2 separate regions of the Mus musculus genome follow, and region 1 is linked to region 2. The links are chromatin loops, found by intact Hi-C in ENCODE. Cell type or tissue: left cerebral cortex. All regions are shown on one strand. Links, peaks and the distances in the headings refer to the core of each region. The heading gives the core; the rest is flanking DNA. Region 1 holds the start of Stmn2 (stathmin-like 2). Region 2 has its middle 98 kb from the start of 1700010I02Rik.

Region 1 (11,554 bases), core at 2,637-7,636, 460 kb before region 2:
CTTCTTGAGTTCTTTATATATTGGATATTAGTCCCCTATCTGATTTAGGATAGGTAAAGATCCTTTCCCAATCTGTTGGTCGTCTTTTTGTCTTATTGACGGTGTCTTTTGCCTTGCAGAAGCTTTGCAACTTTATGAGGTCCCATTTGTCAATTCTCTATCTTACATAGTACTACCGGAGGATCCCGCAATACCTCTCCTGGGCATATATCCAGAAGATGTTCAAACTGGTAAGAAGGACACATGCTCCACTATGTTCATAGCAGCCTTATTTATAATAGCCAGAAGCCGGAAAGAACCCAGATGCCCCTCAACAGAGGAATGGATACAGAAAATGTGGTACATTTACACAATGGAGTACTACTCAGCTATTAAAAAGAATGAATTTATGAAATTCCTAGGCAAATGGATGGACCTGGAGGGCATCATCCTGAGTGAGGTAACCCAATCACAAAGGAACTCACACAATATGTACTCACTGATAAGTGGATATTAGCCCAGAAACTTAGGATACCCAAGATATAAGATACAATTTGCTAAACGCATGAAACTCAAGAAGAATGAAGGCCAAAGTGTGGACACTTTGCCCCTTCTTAGAATTGGGAACAAAACTTTACCCATGAAAGGAGTTACAGAGACAAAGTTTGGAGCTGTGACGAAAGGATGGACCATCTAGAGACTGCCATATCCGGGAATCCATCCCATAATCAGCTTCCAAACGCTGACACCATTGCATACACTAGCAAGGTTTTGCTGAAAGGACCCAGATAGAGCTGTCTCTTGTGAGACTATGCCGGGGCCTAGCAAACACAGAAGTGGATGCTCACAGTCAGCTATTGGATCACAGGGCCCCCAATGGAGGAGCTAGAGAAAGTACCCAAGGAGCTAAAGGGATCTGCAATCCTATAGGTGGAACAACAATATGAACTAACCAGTACCCCCCCCCCCCCCCCCGCCCCCGGAGCTTGTGTCTCTAGCTGCATATGAATCAGAAGATGGCCTAGTTGGCTATCAGTGGAAAGAGCTGCCCATTGGTCGTGCAAACTTTATATGCCTCAGTACAGGGGAAAGACAGGGCCAAGAAGTGGGAGTGGGTGGGTGGGGGACTTTTGGTATAGCATTGGAAATGTAAATGAAATAAATACCCAATTAAAAAAAAGAACATTAAAAAAAAGGACGTTTGGAACAAATGAATGTTTTTTGAAATGTTTTCTCATGTAGACAGGTTATACTGTCTAATTAAAAAAAAAAAGATACTTGGTTTATGTGTATGGGTGTTTTGTATGCATGTCAGTCTGTGTTCAACCTGTGTGTCTAGTGCCTGAAGAGGCCAGAAGAGGACATTGGATCCCTCTAGTACTGGAGTTGTTAGCCTTCCTGTGGGTTCTGGGAATTGAACCTGGGTCCCCTAGGAATGCAACCAGTGCTCTTAACTGCTGAGACATCTGTTAAAAAACAAAACAAAACAAAACAAAACAAAACAAAACAAAACAAAACACAACACAACAAAACAAGCAGAACCCAAACAATTTCTAATCTTCTGGGCTTATCTGCTTTTTTTTTTCTAAAAAATTATAAAAGGAAGAATTGAAGAATTCTGATTGAAGGAGAAAGGAGAAACAATTTTTTGAGAGACAGCAGTGTGGGTTTTGTGATCTGCCACAGAGATTTTAATTGACTGCAGTAATTTTCACGTTTGCACTGTGGTAATCAGGAGGGGATAACCACAGCTGCAGCCTTGCTATCAGAGTTACAGAATGGCAATAGATATTTGTATTGGAAATAAAACAAATTGCTGCATGTTGAACTGCGTCCCGAGGCGCGTTCCTGGAGGCTGCCACCAGTCTGGTACTCCCTGATACCAGAGGTGGTGTATCCTGGTCTCAATTTTCTAAGTCAACATATCTTATCAATTAGCCCCCCCACCCCATCTCCCATGGAAGTTCGGTTTCTGTTACTAAGGAATTCAGCTGGAAAACAACTAGGTTAACTGTGAGCAATTTTATTTGATAGAAATGAAACTTTGTTACTGATGTCAATATAGAAAAATATTTTTAAAAACAAGGTAATTACTAATCAAAATTTAGTGTAGACTTCAGAATATTTGTTGTAAAATGTATTTTGGAGAAAAGATTTAAAGAGATTGCACCCAATTATGTTCATTTTGATAGAAGGACATTCGGTGGCTCACAGTGTCAACCATTTGTTGTTCCTTAGTTCTTGGACAACAGAGAAAATAGCACAGACTTTAAGACCCCAAGTATAATGGTTGCAGAAGGACGATTGTTAAGTGGGAACTTCTGAAGGCTCTGCAAATGACCCAGCAAAGAGGGAAACTCAGACAGTCTATCACTGAAACAAATCAGCCCTATTACTCACCTGCTTTATATCAAAGACAGATTTTGGAACTTATAATTTCCCCAAGGTAAACAAAATTGTAAATAAAAAACTTTGCTAAGGATTTTGCTCTGTTTTACAGCATCCATGTGCCTTCTCTCAGGCACAAATCTCAGACATGCGTAGTCCGGGTGACCAGTGCCAGGAGTGCCGAGATGCATCAATTAATAACAAATGTACACAAAATGTTATCTTTAATCATGACTAATGAAAATGGGTTATTATAAACACTGGCTTTACTGCTGCAAATGTCTCCTTGACAAATGACAGGGCCAGATTCTTTTATTAAAGATAATTAAAAAATTCTCACAAGGGAGTCAGAGCTTTCCCACAGCTCTCTCCTGCGCGTTTGCTTTTGAACTAGTAAGATAGACTTGAAATAATATATAGTCTTATTAAATGTAGATGCCTAGGCTGTATTTCTTTTAGATTTAAGTTTCTTTCATAAACTAAAGATTAAAATTAAATACCTGGGGTGGATGCAAGGATTAAAAGATGCAGTTTGTCTGCATCTAAGAACAATGATTCTTAAAGCAACACTGCAGTAAAATTGTTATTACAGAACTAACATATTCTTGTTCATGTGTTCAGTTTACATTTCTATTATCTCTAATTTTTATTTCTAAAACTTCCAGGATTAACCATTCACACACAACCTCTGCCATGCTGTCTTAGCATTGCTTTCTTAAAAATAAAACAACAGCAACAACAGTAACAGAAACAACAACAACAACAAAAACAACAACCACCAAACAAAACAAGAGATTAGCAACTATAACAATGTAAAATAGACGTTCTCAACCTATGTGTAACCATTCCCTTTAGGGGGTGGCTGCATATCGGACATCTTGCATAGCAGATATTTACATTATGATTAGTAATAGTAGCAAAATTACAGTTATAAAGTAGCAACAAAATAATTTTATGATTAGGGGTTACCACAATGTACAGTTACCACAACTGTATTAAAAGGTGGTAGCATTAGGAAGGTTGAGAACTACCAATCTAAGGGTTTCCAGCTTCCAGAGACCTGGAAAGTCCTGGAATAACCCACTGAAAACAACAAACAAAAGATAACCTTACTGCAGTTCTGGGCTGTCCCTGTAGTCTACCAACCGCCTGGGCCAATTGTTATTTGGGATCCTGGTTTTAACGCTGTCTTTGAGACATTGTGTGTTTAGTATCATTGCTGCAGGACAGAGTTTCCAGAAGTGTATCATGTCTCTGCCCTGCCACTCACTGCACAGGGAGACGGATACATGATCTTTTTAATGATATTCCTTGATGACCTATTTATTCCCCTTCTAGACCAACATCCTTAGAGGAGTAATGATGAATAATGGAGGTTCTTTATTGACTTAAGAAAGTAGCAAAATTATTTACTTATTTGGCTTAAATTAGAGTCTCACAGTATAGCCCCGGTTGACCTTGAACCTAAAACCCTCCTACCTTTAGGTCTTGAGTGATGGGATTTGCAGGCATGAGCCACCACCATACCAAACCTAATCTGTTTTCCAAAATAGGGTCATACCTAGTGAATTCCTTATAACCCAGTGAATGCTTAATATTTTTTCATGCAACATCTAGGATTAAATGCTCTGTTGGAATAATTTGGTAAGTACTATCTATGCACATACACTAACTTCAGTATGATTTTAACCTGTTTTCCTTTCTTCCCCATATGGAGTTAAGTGTCTAGTAATTTGTGCATTATCCTGCATCTAAAAGGTTCTGGTTTTAACTTCTGTTCTGTGTATCATTTGTAAGTGACAGTAATATCATATTATATATTATCCCTTCTTTTTTATTTAACAATTTTTTCTGGATATTTTCTTCATTTACATTTCAAATGCTATCCTGAAAGTCCCCTATTTTTCTTAACTGAGTCACAGACCCACCCACCCACACACATATTCACAGAGCCAGGCTTATTTCTCCCACCATTTTCCTCAAAGGCCTTCTGTTGAGTCCTGTAATATAAATATATTTTAAACAATCTAATTAAGAGAGAGTGATGGCACAGAATACATATCCTCAGAGGAATCAAATCCCTATGCATATGAGTTTGGAAGTGAAATATTCTGTAATCCATTGCCACAGATTTAAAAGTCAGGACAGTGGAACTTCCTCTGAGGGGCACATGCTCATCATCAGTGGAACTTCCTCTGAGGGGCACATGCTCATCAGGACAGTGGACTTCCTCTGAGGGGCACATGCTCATCATCGCTCTATTTTAACAGTGGTAACTTGATGGCTGGAATTGGCATCAGGGTGCAGGTTGTCAGAGTTGAAGGCGCCTCTTCCCTCAGTCATACCTCAGAGAATCTAAACTGCAATGAGAACTGAACTAGAGTTTGAGAAACATATTTACATGATAGTATTAAACACCTTAAAGGTAAATTATAGTTTTGTAAAGTATATAAAAAATAATTTCCCTTCTATTGAACATTGAAACGATTTTCTTTGATAATCATTACAATTAATTTATACTCATATATTTCTTTTTCTTTAAAATTGGTATCAGTTATTTACTATACTAGTAAAACTCCTGAAGGTTTTAAGGCCATTTTCTGTCATTTCCCAACAATTATCAAGTATAATTGTATATATTTATAAATATGTCATATATAAATCATAACTGTTGAACATGCACAACAATTGGATGGAAATCCCATTAGATTTGGTTTGAAAAGGTATCCTTAGGGAAGATGGAGAGCAGCTGCTGCCAGGCTGGCCACACCTCCTCAGGACCACGTTTTCCTGCCTGCTTCACTCACTTTTTGTTTTGTTTTTTGCAGTTTCCTTTAAGGGTGGAGCTTCTGACATTAGAGCTGTTCCTAGCATGGGGCATATTTAAATAAATGAATCAGTAAACAATGGTTTTAATTTATGTCTTTACTTACAAATTAAAACATCTGTTTCTAAATAATTTTGCTATTACTACTGACATTTTCTACCATTTATGTACCATACAACCCCAGAAGTAACATAAATGATATAATAATTATGCTGTAATGGAACTGGAAAAAAGATCATGAGGGACTAATTATCGGGGCTCTGCCAACTTGTAGATTGCAATCTCTCATCCCACTGTAGATATGTGCATGCCCTTCTCATTCACAAGAGCAAAGCATGGCATTATTCTATTAAATCAACAATCGAATGATTCCAATAAAAGAAAACTTTTTATTTTATTTTATTTATTTATTTTTAGCAGTTAGCGTTTGTAGCCTGGTTAAAATCAATCATAGAGACATTGATTGCCCTCTAGTGGTGTGAAAAGTTAGTGCAGACTCCATGGTCTCCCAATTGCAAGAACTAGGAGGCAAATAGCTTCGGTTCTGGAAGCATTTGGGTTTGAGTGTTTTCTGTGGATCAGACATTCATACAATGTTACAGATTACATCGTAACAACAGTGCGTGTTTTTCCACAAACACAAGCAAACAAACAAAAAACCTGGTGGGAAGCTGCTTCGGATTAACTATCCCTGTGGGGCTGACCACACCCAGGTCTGGGTTTGTGCAGCTAGCTGCCACATGCTTTGAGACCAATTTTATTTAGCCTTTCACAAACAACTAGCTACTGGAGTGACACGAACATACATTTTATCTCAGTTAAGGGAATAAAAGCATCCATGGACAGAATAACAGCAATTTCCCTAAAGATGTACTATATTTATCATTGAAAAGACAATATGGATTCATCTTCTATTTTATAGTTAGTCATCTGGGTTTTATGCAAAAATCTTGCTTGATAGATATAAAATCAACTCAGAACCAAGTAACTATTTTGATTCTAAGTTACAAAAGGAAACTATTTTATTATGTGAACCAGCATCCCGAGAGGGCATGTTCTGAGTCTACATAAAATGGAACTTCTTGCAGCATTTTTTTAAACTGACAGATATTTGATGAAAGGCATATCGTGCCAAATGACCTAATGTTTATTTTTCCAAATTACTATTTATCCATAAGCGATTAAAATTTTAAATAAAAAGTAATGGTAACATTTAAATGCCAGAAGTGAAATCCTATAGAAAAAAAAATGTCTAATGAAGAAGCAATGGCTCTCATAAAAAATAAACAACCCACAAATCTGTTTGTAAGTAAGTCAGTGCAAAACTGCTAGGAATTTTGATGAAACAGAGGTCTAGAATTTAATTTTTCAATCTACAACGAATCGAATCTTAACGGTCATTTAAAAACATGCTTTTCCTCATAGATTTTTAACATGTGCAGGCAAACACCACAGATTCAATGATAGACATCATTGTTCCAGAGCCTGACGATGTGCTTCACAGGGCAGAACCCTGCTTACTGCCACCCACTCTACGAGTATGACTTAGATATTTGTAATTGATTATCAAGCTCCGTTTATTTCTTTATTTCCCCCCTGAAATCCTGGTAAAATCTTCTATTTTTTATTTCTAATTGTTTATGCTTTAGTTTATACTGTGCCCCCATTTGAGAAGATAATGGGCGGTACAATATGTACTTAGAGCAAACATGCTGAATACATAGATTGTTTAATGAATCAGGAGAAAAAGCACTGTCCTTGCAGATTAATTGATTACCCTTTGCAATGGGATGCTTTAAAAAAAACAAAACCCAAAACGGCACCCTTTTCACTGCGGAGGTAATGTCTCTTCTCACTTTCACAAGTGCGGTCTAATTATGGCAGAAGGGACCTTGGCACCTGTCATCTGTGGGGTGGGAGTTTCATTGGTTGGTGGTCACCATTTTACGATCCGTTTTTCTGGGTAGAATTGAGACTGTATCAAAAAGCACTTGGAAGAGGAATTTTTGGGGGGAAACAATAAAAAATGCGTGCATAAACGTATGTATGTATGTATGTATGTATGTATGTATGTATGTATGTATGTATGTGTTGTATCCTCTTGTGGAGGGGCATAACATCTCAGTTATATATAATTTTTGCCCATTGAAACAAAAACAATTCTCTGTGGAGAATTTCCCAGCGATCATCTGGTGCATAGGCTGTCCTTAGCAAGTACCAGCGCACACATCCCACCCACAAGAACATACAACACAGCAACGGGAAGTCAAAATGCATCTGCTTTATAGAAACTGAAATGGACAGAAGCAGATAGAATTGTTTTGTGGTTGTGTATGGGAAGAGGATGGAGGTTGGCAAAGATGATCAGGAAGATTAGTGGCAAGGGGTTAATCGGTACCAAAAGGGACCAGCATACTTTTTGAACAAATGAGACTTAAGAGGAGATAAGTGAGTCTTGGACTAATAATCATGATGATTTCTAAGGAATCACAATTCTGGTCACAAGGAGTAACTAGCCAGTCGTCTGCAGCTGAAACCTCTCCGTGGGACAGACAGAGCAGGAAAATCTCCCCAAACCCCATCAGAACCCTTCTGGACAAGCGACTTGATAGCAAATTGTGGCAACCGAGAGTAGCTCAGGACACTGCGCAGAACCCTCTCCTGGGATACTCTGTGGGGGCGAGAGCCCAGTTCCGAGAGGAAGGCGAGAGCTGCAGGGCTGGCCCGGGTCCACGCGCGATCGCCACGTGCTTGCTCCCCAAGCTCACTGGCTTTGGTTGTAGCAACGAGGGGTGGGGTCGAGCCACGCCCCATTGGAGGACCCTCAGTGGGGTCTCTATCCCAGAACACAAGGCCATGGGCTTGGGCTTGGGAAAAAGGTCCTTGGATTCTGCATGGGCAAGGACACCTTCCCGAACCACAGGGAAGGGGGTCACCTCTGTGGTCCAGGGGCCCAGCAGGGCGCGGCTGCGTCTTTGTGCGGCCAGGCTTGGCTCGCCTTTCTGCACAGCCTCTATCCGCTGGGAGGGGCTTAGTCCTGCGACCCTGAGCCTGGGCAGATGTGTGCACACCCTGAGGGGTTTGGGGCTGTTCTGGAAGGCGGGGCTAGAAAGAGGGGTGCCCGGACTGCAGACTGTTCAGCAGCCCCACCCAAGTTCGTGGGAGCCAGCCTGGAGCCTGAGTCTTCAGGGCTCCGCAGACAGGGTGGGGCAGGGCAGGGTGGAGCCAGTCCATATCCTTTTTCCTGCTCTGCATCAGTAGCTCGATCTAGTGTGTGTGTGTGTGTGTGTGTGTGTGTGTGTGTGTGTGTGTGTGTGGTTCTAGCCGCTTCCCCAGTGCAGGCCCCTCCCAGGCTGTCTACCCTAGGGAAACAAGCACAGGACCTTTTCGGAACGATGGCACTGGATCTAGACTGGACTCTATTGCGGTTTTACAGATTTGGCTCCGTCTGACCCACAAAATTGAAATTGCACGAGGCTCATCTTAAAGACCTTGACCTCTTTTGCTTTATGTCACCCTTACACATCTTTATCTGTATTATTTTCTGTATACCCTTCTAGGTTCCCTAATTGCCCCCTCCCCTCCCCCCGAAATGACCCAAGGAGTTCAGAATAGCTCCCCCACCCCCTGCTTCTTTCCCTTTTTTGATTTTTTTTTTGCCACTATGTTTAAATATCCTATTTAATGTGGTTCTGAAAAATATGTTAACGAAGAACAATGAGGCCAGGGTGGAGCGGCTGAGGTTAGCGGTCAGGTCAGGCACGCAGGCTGCTAATGAGTGAGTGGGGCGTGGCGGGGCTCTGCCGTTCCCGCAGGGTTGGGTTTTTCAGTGTTGTGCTGAGCTCCCCATTAGGCCCCCATTCTACTGAGGGTGTGGAGCTGGGTCCGGGTGGGGACAGCTTGACTCTGCACAGGGTGGGGCTGTCCGCATAGTATGCCCAGCGCTGCAGGTGCCCCCCCCCACACTCCCACCATTGCTTCACACACAAAGAAACCCCACCCCGGCGCCTTGGGAAGCCAGGTCCCTTTACCCCTCCCTGCCGCGCACGCTCTCCCGCCCCTGCAGCTGCCCACCCGCGCCCTCCACGCCCTCCTCCTGTTTCCCCTCCCTCTTCCTAAAACAAAGGAGCTAAGGTCCTACCCCACCCCTCCGGCCGCCTTACCTCCCCGCACCGCGCCCCAAGACTAGTGGTTTTTCCAAGATAGACAATACCATTAAATGTGCCCACTCCCCTCCCCCGTTCCCACTCCTCTCTCAAACCTCCAGGATGGGACCGCTTTGACTTTGCATTTTCTCTTTTATTCCAACATCACTCCCTTCCTGTCCCTATTATCTTTTTAAACTACAGAATAAATATAGGACGTTCAAAACCACTTTCCGAAATGTCCCTTCACCTCACTAAAGGCAAATCGTTAAGGTAGCCCCCTCCCCTCTGATGGACACTTTAGTTTTAAATATGGAAGCAGAATAAAATTCCTACCCATTGGAGGAAAACTTACCTGCTTCTATCTTTTAAAAAGAAACCATTTACTTTAGTTTTTCAAAGACACCCTTCCCCCTTTGGTCTCTTAGAGCTCCCTCCAACCTTTCCCGGTTCCTGTCATGAATGTCTTTCCCTTTATAAAATATCTTTTAATGTCTTTAGAGATCCGAGAGAGAAAGGGAGAGATTGGCTCCAGATAGAGCCCGTGGGGAGCAAAACGCGATTCTTACCCATTGCTGTTTTAGCCATTGTAGGGATGTGCACGCACGGAGTGGTGGCGAAGGCAAAGGAGAAGGGTCCAGCTGTAGCCGCGGAGAGAGCGAGAGAGGAGTCTGAGTAAGGCACTGAGTCTGCAGAGTGGGACCGTGCTAGAGAAAGAGCAAGAGGCAGGAGCCCATGAATAATTATCACGCAGAAGCTCAAGCAGATTGGCTCTCAGGGTCCCCTGACATGACTCCCGCAGAGTGAGAATCTCCAAGCATTAAATATTGATCGGCCAATGGTGCTGGAGTACAAAGTACCAGAATGCAGTTTGAAATGGAAATCAGTCCTTGTCTGGAAGCTCCCCCCCATTTTGGAGCCCAATAGTACAGTCCAAGTGGAGTGGTGCCTTAGCCTGGAAGCCTCCTTGGAGCTAAGGACTGGGCTGTGCTTACCTGTACCCAGGAGGCTATACTTTGCTCAAACATGTGTCATTGCATAGATTGGCACAGAGAAGGAATAGACTCAGGGGCCTGAGAACCCACCCCAGTGTGCTGAGTTTTGGAAAAATCTGTTTAAAGCTTGTGTTACCAGTGTTTCTTATTTTCTCTTTTACCTTTGGCCCTGCCCTTGGTGAATCCTGGCCTCCCTAATATATGATGGAATTCCCAAACCAACCCATGTCTGGCTGTGGTGGCAGCTCAGAAATGGCCTGGGCTACTGGTCTTTCTTTCTAGCATAGCTGGGCTCCAGAGTGCATGATCTCAGGAGGGTCTTATAACAGAGGGAGGGTGGCTGTCTTTTCCTCCCTTTAGCATAGAGGAGAGGACTGTTGGCTACCTGGGCAGAGATGTAAGTTCCATCTAAGGACATGATGCAAGAAAGCACACGAACTTGGACAAGGAGTGATTTTTCCTGCATTCACAGTCAGATTAAGCACTATGAAGTGCAATGAACTTTGAAACATTATAAACAAGGTATTCACTCATTCACTCATTCATTCGTTCACTTCAAAAAACATTTAGCAAATGTCCATTCTTTCTCAATTCCTATATTTTCTGAGCATGTGCAGAGCACTGGAGACACAGCATCAGGGATACTTTTTGGACCTGTGTTCATGGAACTTTTGATGTGCAGGATTGAACTCTACTGTACTGACATTGTATCAGCCTAAACTCATGTAGGAATTGTGGTTGAGATTTAAAAATAGCAAGAAAGAGATACTTCCATCTCAGAGATGAAAAAAAATAAAAAAAAGAACATCGTTGCAGTGTGAACATGAATGAAACACTCTTTAACTTTAAAGGTATCAAAAATTAAGATTTTGCCCATTGGTAAATTGTTTGGTAGTTACTAGGTTACACTTAAAAAAAAATTTTTTTTTTAAGTATCCTGAACAGAAAAGCAGAAGCGCTGTCCGTGGTGCTGAAATGGCTCTGCACTTCCGGTTACTTTGTAAAGCGTCTTCACACTCTGGATGACTTGCTGACTGGCAGGAAGCTACTGGGATGGGAGCATTCCTGACCTGCTGAATCACAGGGAAAAAAAAAATAAAATGAAGATCAATACAATTATTTCTTGAGCAGGAAGATGAGAAATTATTTCTGTCATCGAACAGGTCCATGACTATGATGCAGATAGAGTACTGTAGGAAATTGGCAGGGTTTGGAAAAAA
Region 2 (11,554 bases), core at 4,385-9,384:
TCAAATGTAACAATTTAATTCACTCTTCTGTTAACTAGAAAGAGCTAGCGTGTTTCTATCTTCACATCTATAGATTGATGTTCTATTTTAGTATCAGAGACACCACAACCAACCCCCCACCTAAAAAAACTTGCTACTAAGCCATGTGACTATGGAATTTAGATGGGCATCGGTTTGGCATTTTTCTTTAATTTCTGAATCAGTGCCTGAAGATGATAAAACCAAGGCCAAACCAATAAGAAACAAACAAACAAACAAACAAACAAACAAAAACCCCAAGAAACAAAAAACAAAAGTAGACACAAAAAAAAAATGGTATAGGAAGAATAAATCAGCCGAAAATGGGTGATTTTGAAGTCATACAGTCATTCACCATTGCCATGAAGCCCCCAGCTGCTCTGATGTCATTAACCTGTTGCAGAAGCTAACAGATAAGATTTTTGCAGAGATTTTAAGATCCACGATGAGGTCTTAGTTGTTATAATACTGGTTTCTCTTTAGCTGTTGCAAACAAGAGGCTAGAATTATTGAAAATGAAAAGAGATAGAAATGCATAGATATCAAATCATATTTGTACCAGACACTGTTAACAAGCAGAAATGACTTTATTCAAAGCTACCACATAAGGGAGAAGAATAGCACATTTTGAGTTCAATTACACTAAAACAAATGGTAGAATAATTTTTATGAATTGGTGTCTATGTGGGGGCATGGTTGTCTATATATACTTGGTAGTTGTTGACCTAACTTGAAAGAAAGGGAAAACTAACTTCATCAAGGACTGGGATTATAACTAAGATCCATAGAAATTACATTCCTTCACTCTCAAGGTAATGGAGATAAGAGTTCTATCTTTTTTAATGACTACTTGACTACTTATGCAAAGGATTACTTAAGAAATGTAATCATTTAAACCTGTAAATGTCAATGGTATACAGAAAGAATACAGGACAACCAGTTGGATAAAGTACATTTATTTTTAATAAAAGTTTTATATTTGTTTATTATGTGTGTGTGTGTGTGTGTGTGTGTGTGTGTGTGTATACAATGGTGGGGCATGTGAAGGCTGGAGGACAACTCACAGAGTTTGTTCTCTACTTGTATCAAATGGATTCTTGGCTAGTCCTGAAGGAAATATTCTTAAGGAAAGAGAAGTCAGGGTCCAACTAGGATGGAGCCTGTATGAAATTTTGTCAGGATGGCAGATCATCTTGGTTTTAGGAAAAGGATTTCTAGAAGATGTAGTTCTAGAAGATGAAATATATATATATTTCACTTTGAACTATTGGCATGATGTTTCATTCAATGCTTTTTTTTGTCCATAAGAGATTTGATTCACACCTACAATATAAGAGAAAAGCATGACACTATTCATCTTCTGTCATTAAACAGACACTGTACACAGAACAGCCATTTTGATAACACATTATGTTTAAGCATAATTACGGAAGAGACATGGGATTGATAGGAAGGGGGAACATAGGAGTGGTTGGAAGGAGGAAAGAAAGGTAAAGGAAGAAGTGATGTAATAAGGTTTTAATTAAAAAGTTTTTTAAAAATGAATGAATAAGTGAATAAATTGCACAGAGGACCTGAACAAATAATCCTCAGTAAAACAAATAAAAATGGCTACGAACTATTTTTAAAAAAAGATTTACTGACCACACTAAAGGTATGGAGCTTTAGATGAGACATTTCTTGCTTTATCATATATATATCTTGCTATATCATATATATATACATATACACATATATGTACACACATATATATATATACACATATATATATATATGTGTGTGTGTGTGTATGTGTGTGTGTGCACCTGTGTACACATACATGTGTTACTGTGACACATGTGTAAAAATTACAAGGTTACTTGAAGAAGTTAGTTCTCTCCTCCTACCCTTTGGGCCTTGAGACCCAAATTTAGGCTATCAGGCAAAGCTGTAAATGTCTTTAACCACTGAACCATCTTGCTTTCCCAAATGTGTCTTACTTTGTAAGCACAATTTGCTCATTCTTGACAACTTGCTATTTGATTGGCAAGTTCAATTTTACTTTCCTGAAGGACTCATTCTTTAAAAGAATGATTAAGATTAATTAGGCAATGATCTGGGCAGGCCAGCACTCTCCTCCCTGCCCTCTATTCGGATGTTGTACAATTGTTTTCACAAAGATAAAGATTTCAAAAGCTTTTCCTTGTCATCTCTGTTTCCCTTTGTATCCATGACTCATTTCTAGCAAGAGAGGTGGCCTTCAGGGAGACCAATAATCTGAATGCATTGTCAGAGCATGATACAATCTTCTATGTTTAGACAGTCACAGAGTTATGATGAGGATTTTACAATGTTATGGTGGTACAAAATGTATTCAGCAAAATTATCTTGAGTTTAGAATTTTCATTATTTCTTTTAAGCTAGACCTAATCCGCTCCTCTGTCACAGCGCTGCTTGTCTCAGTGATGCTTGGCTTCCAGGAAGCCAGTCAGTCAGAAAAGCATTGTCCATACCCTGTGCAATGTTATAGTACTTAAGGTAGGATATTTGGTGCCATATGTGTATTAAATGAATTGTTGACTTAGACTATTTTGAATTGGCGAAAAGCTTATCAGGACACAACTCCATCAGAAATGAATGAGCATGTGTGTTCATCATAGGATTCAGAGGTGGGTCCTCAGCATTTTTGCATTCTGTTGCTTTAAAAGCTATGGTATGCTTCTGGACATGTCAGCTTATAATAACCCACAAACACATGAGCAATAATAATGTAGGCATCCTTGTGGGGCTATTAATTACAGTTGTAATTAATCTAACTGGATGGAGAGTAACATGCCATAGGAAGTGCTCACTGAATCGACATGATTTCCTCTTGGAGAACTGGGCTTGAAAGCTGAACCAGATGATGGGGACGACTGCCTATTTTTGCACTTACTAAATCTGACACACGGAGGTCAAGGAAGGTGTGTATGTTTGGCTTATACTTGTCACAGCCCTGGATGTCACCCTGTTGCCAGCTTTGTCATGGCAATGCAACAGCTTTTCCAGATCTACATAAAGATAGGACATGTTTCCTCTTGAGATAACTTCCTTGTACTAACAAGAAGTGTATTTTCAAAAAGTTATGAAGGTTTCTAGAAGCAGGAAGTCCTCATGGGATAAACATTTTGAGAACACAGCCCTCTTGCTCAGTAGTCATCATCTCTCTTAGGGAGATGCTTTGAAAGAAACCCAGGGTTCATTTAAGCTCCAAGAACCCCACTGAATAATCTGCAGAGCTTTGTCAGCATTGATCAGATCAGTGAGGTGTCTCCTCACTGGTCTTTATAAGTCCTTTGTTCTACAAGTAGGTCTTCCTGGGATTGGTTGCCTGGAAGTTACTGGTTCTAAGTTATCTTGGCTTTCCATGCCTCCTGCATTATCATAAATTATAACCACTAATTTTATTGGTATAGATGAAAAACATCAGGATACAAGGACAAATTCTTAAGTCTAAATTAAATAAACAAAAAATGATAACTCACATATTATTGTTTAAGAAAAGATGAATCCTTTGCCCTGACTTTCAGATATATGTTTAATTTACTCTAGAGTTTTTGTTTTTTTTATCACGTCTTAACTGCATAATAGGTATATTTATAAAATTCCCACTTTTATTGTTAATAAATGCTTTTAATTATTCTTTCATATAATACATCTCGACCACAGCCTTCCCTTCCTCACTCTTTCAAATACCATACTCCATCTCCATTCACTGCATCTTGGTTTTCATTCAGAAAAATAATAAGACTCCCAGTGATACCAACTGAGTATGTAATAACAAGATGCAACAAAAGAAGCCACAAATCCTTAAATCCAGCATGTTCAAGGTAACCCAGGAAGAGAAAAAGTATATGAAGAAGAGGCAAAATAGTCAGAGACATCACAACTTCCAGTGTTAGAGTTTCCACTAAAACCCCAAGCTAAACAACCGCAGCATGTATGTGGAGGACTTATCACAGATCAATGAAGGCTCTATAATTGTTACTTCAGTCTCTGTGAGCCCTTATGGGTCTTGCTTGGCTGATTCTAAAAGCCATGTTTTCCTGCTGTCTTCTACCCCTCTGGATCCTATAATCCTTCCCCAGGTTCCACATAATGTTTGGTTGTGGATCTTTTCTGCATCTGCTTCCATCATCTGCAAGAGGAATTCTCTCTGTGGCCAGGCACCAGCCTGTGAAATAGAACAATGTATTAAGGAATCTTTTCACTGACTTAAAAAAAAAATGTCAGCTGTGTTTGGTTTTACACCAGGTCTCTGAGCTATCCAGCTTTTGGCTTCTGGCCATTCAGGCAATGTTGGGCACAGACTTCCTGTCTTAGCTTAGTTCTGAAGTTAGACAAGTCATTGGTTGGCCACTCCCAAAGGCTCTGAGCCAACATTGCTCTAGCTCATCTTGTAGGCAGGACAGGACAAGTATGGGTGGAAGGAATTTTGGCTGCATTGGTGTCCTAGTCCCACCAGTTACAGAAAATGGTTAATTTAAACACTGTCATTAAAAAAGGAAAAACAAAAACAAACAAACAAACAAACAAAAAGTAGGCATCCTGGCTAAGATAAACCCCATAGGCTCCAGGAAGTTTACACTGCAGTAAGTTTCCAGTTATCTCAATCTGCACTCTCTGCCTCTGTCCCTGCCTCACCTACCTGATTCTCCTCTTCCCATGCCAACTGGCACCTAGTCTAACCACAAAATATCTTATTTTCACTTCCCAGGGAGATTCATGTGTCCCATCTAGAGCCCTCTTTGTTATTTAGCCTCTTTAGGTCTATGGTTTATAGCATCATTACCCTTTACTTACCAGCTAATATCCCCTTTAAGTAAATACGTATCATGTTTGTCTACCTGGGACTGGGTCTCCTGGCTCAGGATGATTTTTTTTCTCTATTTCCATCCATTTGCCTGAAAATTTCACAATGTCATTTTTTTTCTAAGAGTCAATTGATACTTCATTGTGCAAATGAGAATATACCACGTTTTCTTTGTCCATTCTTTTTTTAAAAATATATCCTCGCATAGAATTTTTCAGATTAAACCCCTCAAGTCTATCAGAAAGTAATGACTTACTTTTTATTTGTATTTCATTTTTATTAGATATTTTCTTTATTTACATTTCAAATGTTATCCCCTGTTCTGGTTCCTCCCCCCCTCCAAAAAAAAAAAAACCAAACCTATCCCATCCACTCTCCCCCTGCTCACCAACCCACCCACTCCCACTTCCTGGTCCTGGCATTCCCCTACACTGGGGCATCGAGCATTCTCAGGACCAAAGGCCTCTCCTCCCATCGATGTCCAACAAGGCCATTCTCTGCTACATATGCAGCTGGAGCCATGGGTCCCTCCAAGTGTACTCATTGGTTGGTGGTTTAGTTCCTGGAGCTCTGGGGGTACTGGTTGGTTTATATTGTTGTTCCTCCTATGGGTTTGTACTCATTGACCAAAATAACCTTATATTCCCCCCTTATCATACCATAATTCTTTTCATATTTCAATATAAGTGAGATCATGCAATATTCTTTATGTTTGGCTCTTATAATTTAGATAATCTAGATTTCTATACATCTTATCTTGAATGTTTTTATTTCTTGCTTTGGGAACAGTTACAATCTAACTTACCTATTTAAAAAACCCCACGCACATTTCTTAACTAGAACCACCATATTTGAATAATGTATTTTGACTTGCTTTTCCTAATGAAACACAGTGTCCTTTGACAGTTTTAATACATGTATCTCATTTGCTTTGCTTGTATCTGGATATTATCCTAGGTGCTCAAAAACTTGATCGTAATTTTTTTTTCTCTAGAGGAACTCTACAAGAAAGGATGAGTCTTACATTCAAAAACATATGATCTTCCCTCAAATACTACCTGCCTTAAAGGACTTCGAGCATCTTGAACATTGAATCTGTTCTTTTATTCACCTTGCACTTTAGCTGTTAGTTCTAAGGATTGTCAGGATAGTCTGAACGCTGTACATTTTCATAGAGGGAAAATATAAAGATATGGAAAGAGAGCAAAAGGCCATAGACAAGCACTAAATAACTGAAGGTGTATCAAGATCACAAAAGAGCTCTGGACTCTGGTTCCTTCAATAGCTCTCCTGGCCACAGTTGTGCATGCCTGCAATCTTGTCATGTGAGAAACAGAAGCATAAGTATCAAGAGTTAAAGGCTATCGTTGTCTATATAGTAAGTTAGAGTCCAGGCTGGATTACATGTCATGTGACTTTATCTCTGAACACACACACACACACACACACACACACACACACACCACACACACACACGAAGAGAGAAGGAGCAAAGTCCCTGAGAAATATCAGAAATTGAGAGTCCTATTCCTATTAGCAAATCTGTAAAGCCATCACACAGCAAGTGAGCCCAAGAGTTGTCTCCCTGATCCACCAATGTATTACATATCTGGCATAAATAGGACCAAGAAAGACATGAACACTTGGTGGGGATTGGGAATAAAAGCTGAAGGTGACTGCTGTCAAGAATGGGTGTAGAGTGAACCTCCTAAGCCAACCATGTAGAAGACATCATTACAGAAGCATGAATCTAAGTCTTAAATCTCTAGTCTGTGTTCCTGCATCCAGCCTAGTAATATTTCCCACTGTGTAGTATACTGTCAGCAACAAAGGAAAGGGTCCTGGACTTACTTTCTTGTTTTTATGTCTGGTACCGTTTTTCTTAACACAGGTTCATTGTAGCATTTCTTCGTTTTCATATAACTTCAAAATGTGTTAGAACCACTTCATAGATTTCCCACTGACTATATTTAAGCTGTGCTGCTCCCGATAGCATGCTGGAAGACAACTCTTTTCCCATCTGTAAAATGATTCAGAATCACGCAGTGAAATGAGTAACTTCTGGGCAGGCATCCATGCTCAGTAAAATATTCTAGTCTCATTTACTGCATGAAATTTTTGTTGACTACAATCCCAGGGGTTGGGTAGCCCTTAGCAGTTTTGTTAAACTAGTTTGCTTTCTGTTTTTGTTTTGTCAATCTCATTGTTGTTTTCTGCTTTTTAGTGTAGTAACAAAGTACCTGAGCACAAGAGAAGAAAACATTTTTTTCCGGTCTCTCATTGTCAGAGGCTTCATTCAGTCAGGGCAAAGAGGACCTAGCTGAGCACAGCAGCTGACATAAAGATGACCAGGTTTGCAGCCCCATAGGAGGAACAATATGAACTAACCAGTAACCTAAAGTTCCCTGGGACTAAACTACCAATCAAAGAAGCAAAACAACAACAACAAAACACAAGGAGGGACTCATGGCTCTAGCTGCATATGTAGCAGAGAATGGCCTAGTCTGTAATCAATGGGAGGAGAGGCCCTTGATCCTGTGAAGGTTCTATGCCCCAGTATAGGGGAATGCCTGGGCTAGGAAGCAGGAGTGGGTTGGGGAGCAGTGGGAGCGGGGAGAGAATAGGGGATTTTTGGAGGGGAAACTAGAAAGGGAATAACATTTTAAATGTAAATAGAGAAAATATCAAGAAGAAGAAGAAGGGGAGGAGGAGGAGAAAGAAGAAGAAAGAAGGAGAAAGAAGGAGAAAGAAGGAGAAGAAGGAGAAGAAGGAGAAGAAGGAGAAGGAGGAGGAGAAGGAGAAGGAGGAGGAGAAGAAGGAGAAGAAGGAGGAAGGAGAAAGATTACCAGAAGCAAAGACAATGGGGATGATGTTAACTCTCCTTATGTTCTAAGATGTCAATAACCTCCTTATGAGCATCTGGCTGTGGTCCCACCAATATTTAGATAGATCTTCTTTCTGAATTGTTCCTGATACTATTTCCAGAGACAAACCAGAGATGTGATCTACTAAGCTAGGTAGGCAGTATTTCAATCAAGTTGACAATAAAGATTACCCACTACACACACATAATGCCTAATATTTTAAAATGGCTTCATGCTTTCTTAAAAGTCTGAAACTGTGTGCACTCTGATTTTAAGTATGATGAAGCACTTACGTTATTTTGAAAACTCCTTTTTAATCACTTTTACTATTTCTCCAGTAGGTCATATTGAGGAAGTAAATTGGACTTTTTATTATGAAGAGTGGAATCTGGAGGTTAAATGACCCTGCTCAGGAAAGCAGAAGGCACAGAGAGGCAGCAATGCCCAAGGCTTTTAAAGCCATCTATCTGCCTCACTTGACAGTGCCCTTAAATTTTTATCACTTGAACCTTGATAAATAAAACATGAGGCTTGAATTTAAGCCATCTACATGCAGTCACCCAGGTTTGCCTTTTCTTGTGTCAGTGTCTTTCAGGTCCTTGTTGATGAGACTGGGCTGATAAGTGAGAAGCCTGGCTGATGAGGATAAAGTAGTAGCCAGCTTACCCAGTGCACTTTTGAAATGAACTTATCCATGCCCTAGGCTAATTGTTCCATTATTCATTATCTGTCCAGTGAAGCAGGAAACCTTTGGATGTGTAGACTTCACTTAATTTGAATGTGGTCTTTGCTCTATGCTATGACACATTTTGCTTTCTGAATTTGCACGTTTATTTTTAATTTCAGGTTCACTTTATGAACCTCTTTCTAACAGGTTATGATTCTTCTAGCAAATGCTAGCAAACCAGTTTTTGATACTCTCCATTCAACTTTATATCTCTTTCTTGGGCCACTTTCCTTCTTTCTTTTCCTCCATCTCTCCCTCTTTTTCTCCCTCTCTTAATCCTTCCATTCCTCCCTTCCTCCTTTTTTCCTTTTTTCTTTCCCCTAAATTATTTATCCTTGATGTTTACATAAAATGTAAATATCAGATTTTACACAGATATTTAAACAAGAAGTATGTTTAGTATTCTTTTTATTTTATTCCCTATGATTTCTTAAACTTAATTGTTTATTTATTTATTTTACAAACAAGAGATTTCTTAAAAAACTTGAGTCAATCACTGGGAATTAAAATGAAACCAGCCTGTTAGGAGACCACAAATTTTCATCTTATATAGGTTGTTCATTTCAGTAATTCTCCTCATAAACAGGACATTAATAGGGACATCAGTCAAGTGGCTATTGTAGAAAGACCAGTATGACTCAGTGAGGAAGTACACATCACAGTTCCTCATGGTACCCATGTTCCATGTAAACATATCATTTGTTTTTGATGGCATTATGTTAACAAATAGATTCATTCTATTAGTCCACTAGATTACAGACACATTTGACACAGTTGCAGACTGAATGTGTCACTTTAATTATCTTGATTTGGATCCAGTGAAGACATAGTACATTAAAACCAGGATAGAGTGCAGGTAAAGTAAGCTCCTGTGTAGGCTGTAGCATTACTTGCATGCTAGGAACCCAGCCACTGGGTGTGTGGCTATGATTATTAAGCAGGAGCCTTTGCAGGAACAGTTTTGGAAAAAGAAAATACTAAGAGCAAAAATAAAATTCCAACAAATAATCCCTAATAATTGTATCAGACATGAAAAAGATTTCCTTATTAGCTGTTGATGGGGATTGCATTTATGTAAAAGTTGATGAGTCACATAACCATTAACTATCTGCCGTGGTATAATTCCATAGCTAAGATTTCCCCTATTCTCATTTTATGTGAAATGATGTTTAGATTAAATATTTTATACTTTAAATAAAATTGAAATTTTTAGATATTACATGTTTTTATGATAGTGGGTAGGATCTAAACCTCATGCCTCAGGACAAGTGAACATTGAAGATGTATTTATACATGTTTATTCTTGCCTGCTATACTTTGCCAAAGAGGTATAAATGTCTCTGCTATGAACGAGGCATTTCTTCTAGGGAAGATCCAGGCCTAGTTAATAGATTTTCATTCAGATTGCATTCTCCACTTGTGACTTACAGTAACAACAGTAATAAGATTTGTGTATTAATCTCTCTCCTCTGAATACTGGTTTTACTTATCTTTAAGATACACAGGGAGAATCTTATTAGTTGTGAGTTTATCATCAGACTAAATCAGTAGTCCTCCACCTGACCTATGGATCCACGTCAGGCCCTTATGCATGCAAGCCAAACACTCGTGGCAGCTTTCTCCCAGTCTGAAGAAACCGTGATTAAAACTATCGTCATTGAAAACATATTCACTGGTAAAGTAACTGATGGGAAATTATAGTTTATTGTTAATAAGATACATAAACTGGATGTTATTCAACAATTTTAATAGGTTTTAAAAATTTTTTACAGTTAAACTGTTTAATAATGTACTATGGGAAGAGTGACATTTCTCTGCCTTCCCAGAAGACATGCGTTAAAGAGCCAACTTTGTCCTAGATATGAAATACAATTTGCTGTGTATTGAAATTCTTAAATTTTTATGGCTTTAGATGAGTCAAACCTCTCTCTCTCTCTCTCTCTCTCTCTCTCTCTCTCTCTCTCTCTCTCTCTCATTTCTCTCTAATTAGCAAAGGATTATTTCTAGTACAGTATACTCTGATTACAATTTCCTCTTCACCAACTCTTATATGATCCTCCCTACATTCCAACCCATCCAAATATACATTTTTTTTCTGTAGAAGATAGGTCCCAGTTCTTCCTCCCAGCACCATGCTCCCAGAAATAAGACTCAGATTTAAAACATATTTAAAATACCTTGGCCATTCACTAGGCCCTTCTTTTACTAGATGATGAATAAAGATAGCACACTGATTTTAACCTACATTCCCGCACATAGCTGGTTGCCTCTGCTCAGGTACCTTGTGTCCATTTCTTTACATTTTCCCAGAACAATCTGCCACCTGATTCTATCTCAGAATTCTTTTTTCTTCTGTATTTCTCACCTCTATTTCCTGTTTAAACCATAGGTTTAGGATTTGTAGTTGACAGGTGATGCATCCATACAATACACAAGATATTCTCTCTGCACTTTCAACATATCTGAAATATAAGATATTCTAAAATTATTTGGATATCTATTATATGTACCTAAAATTAATACCTTATAAAGCACATTATAACATACATTTATTACTTCTGAATGGTTGTACACACATAATATTATTTACCTACCATTGGCAAAGATAGATGTATGTATTGATACCATAAATACTTTAGTAATACCTTAACCAATAATTTACTTTGCACATGTAATAGATATTTCCACATTTGAATTCAGATTCCCTTTGGTGGTCATTGAATGCTTATTAGAATTATCTCAAGATCCTTGGAAAATACCCATTAGTGGAGTTTTTCCTCCAGAGATTCTAAGTTAATTATTCCAAAGAAAATCTGGATTTAATAGTTTAAAAGCTCTCCATATATTTCATATGTTCCAGTTTTGAAAGCACCACAGTGGATGATGGTCACGGAGGCTGTTTGATAGCTTTCATACTTATTCCATGGTTTTCCACCAAATTATAAAAGTATACTGACGGCTTATTTCAAAAGGGCTTTTATTTATATTTATGTGTATGTGTGAGTGCCTATGGAAGCTAGGCAACTGGGTCTGATCCCCTGAGCTGAGACTATATGCAGCTGCAAGTTGCCTGGTGTGCATCCTGTAATTGAACTACAATCTCCTTAGCTCCCT

Evidence for each region. A loop is a pair of places that touch in the nucleus more often than their neighbours do. Peaks named below come from ENCODE experiments on the same cell type or tissue, not always from the same donor. Only the 100,000 strongest peaks of a DNase experiment are listed, where the experiment ranks them.
Region 1: it touches region 2 in a loop (4-fold over the local background); 2 of 42 quality-filtered maps call a loop at or near these places.

Annotation. Positions count from the first base shown.
Region 1 is chr3:8,507,985-8,519,538 of GRCm38, reverse strand. Stmn2 (stathmin-like 2) reads right to left here and starts at 10,012. Exons shown (of 5, transcript NM_025285.2): 1 at 9,909-10,012. The coding sequence starts at 9,927. In left cerebral cortex, for the core only: a CTCF peak has its summit at 5,667 (motif pointing left); DNase peaks (open chromatin) are centred at 4,334, 5,702 and 7,484; H3K4me3 peaks cover 1,880 bases; H3K27ac peaks cover 1,751 bases.
Region 2 is chr3:8,046,706-8,058,259 of GRCm38, reverse strand. No RefSeq gene overlaps it. Among named protein-coding and RNA genes, the nearest start is that of 1700010I02Rik, 98 kb to the right of the region's middle. In left cerebral cortex, for the core only: no CTCF peak of the experiment used is centred there; a DNase peak (open chromatin) is centred at 6,895; H3K27ac peaks cover 255 bases.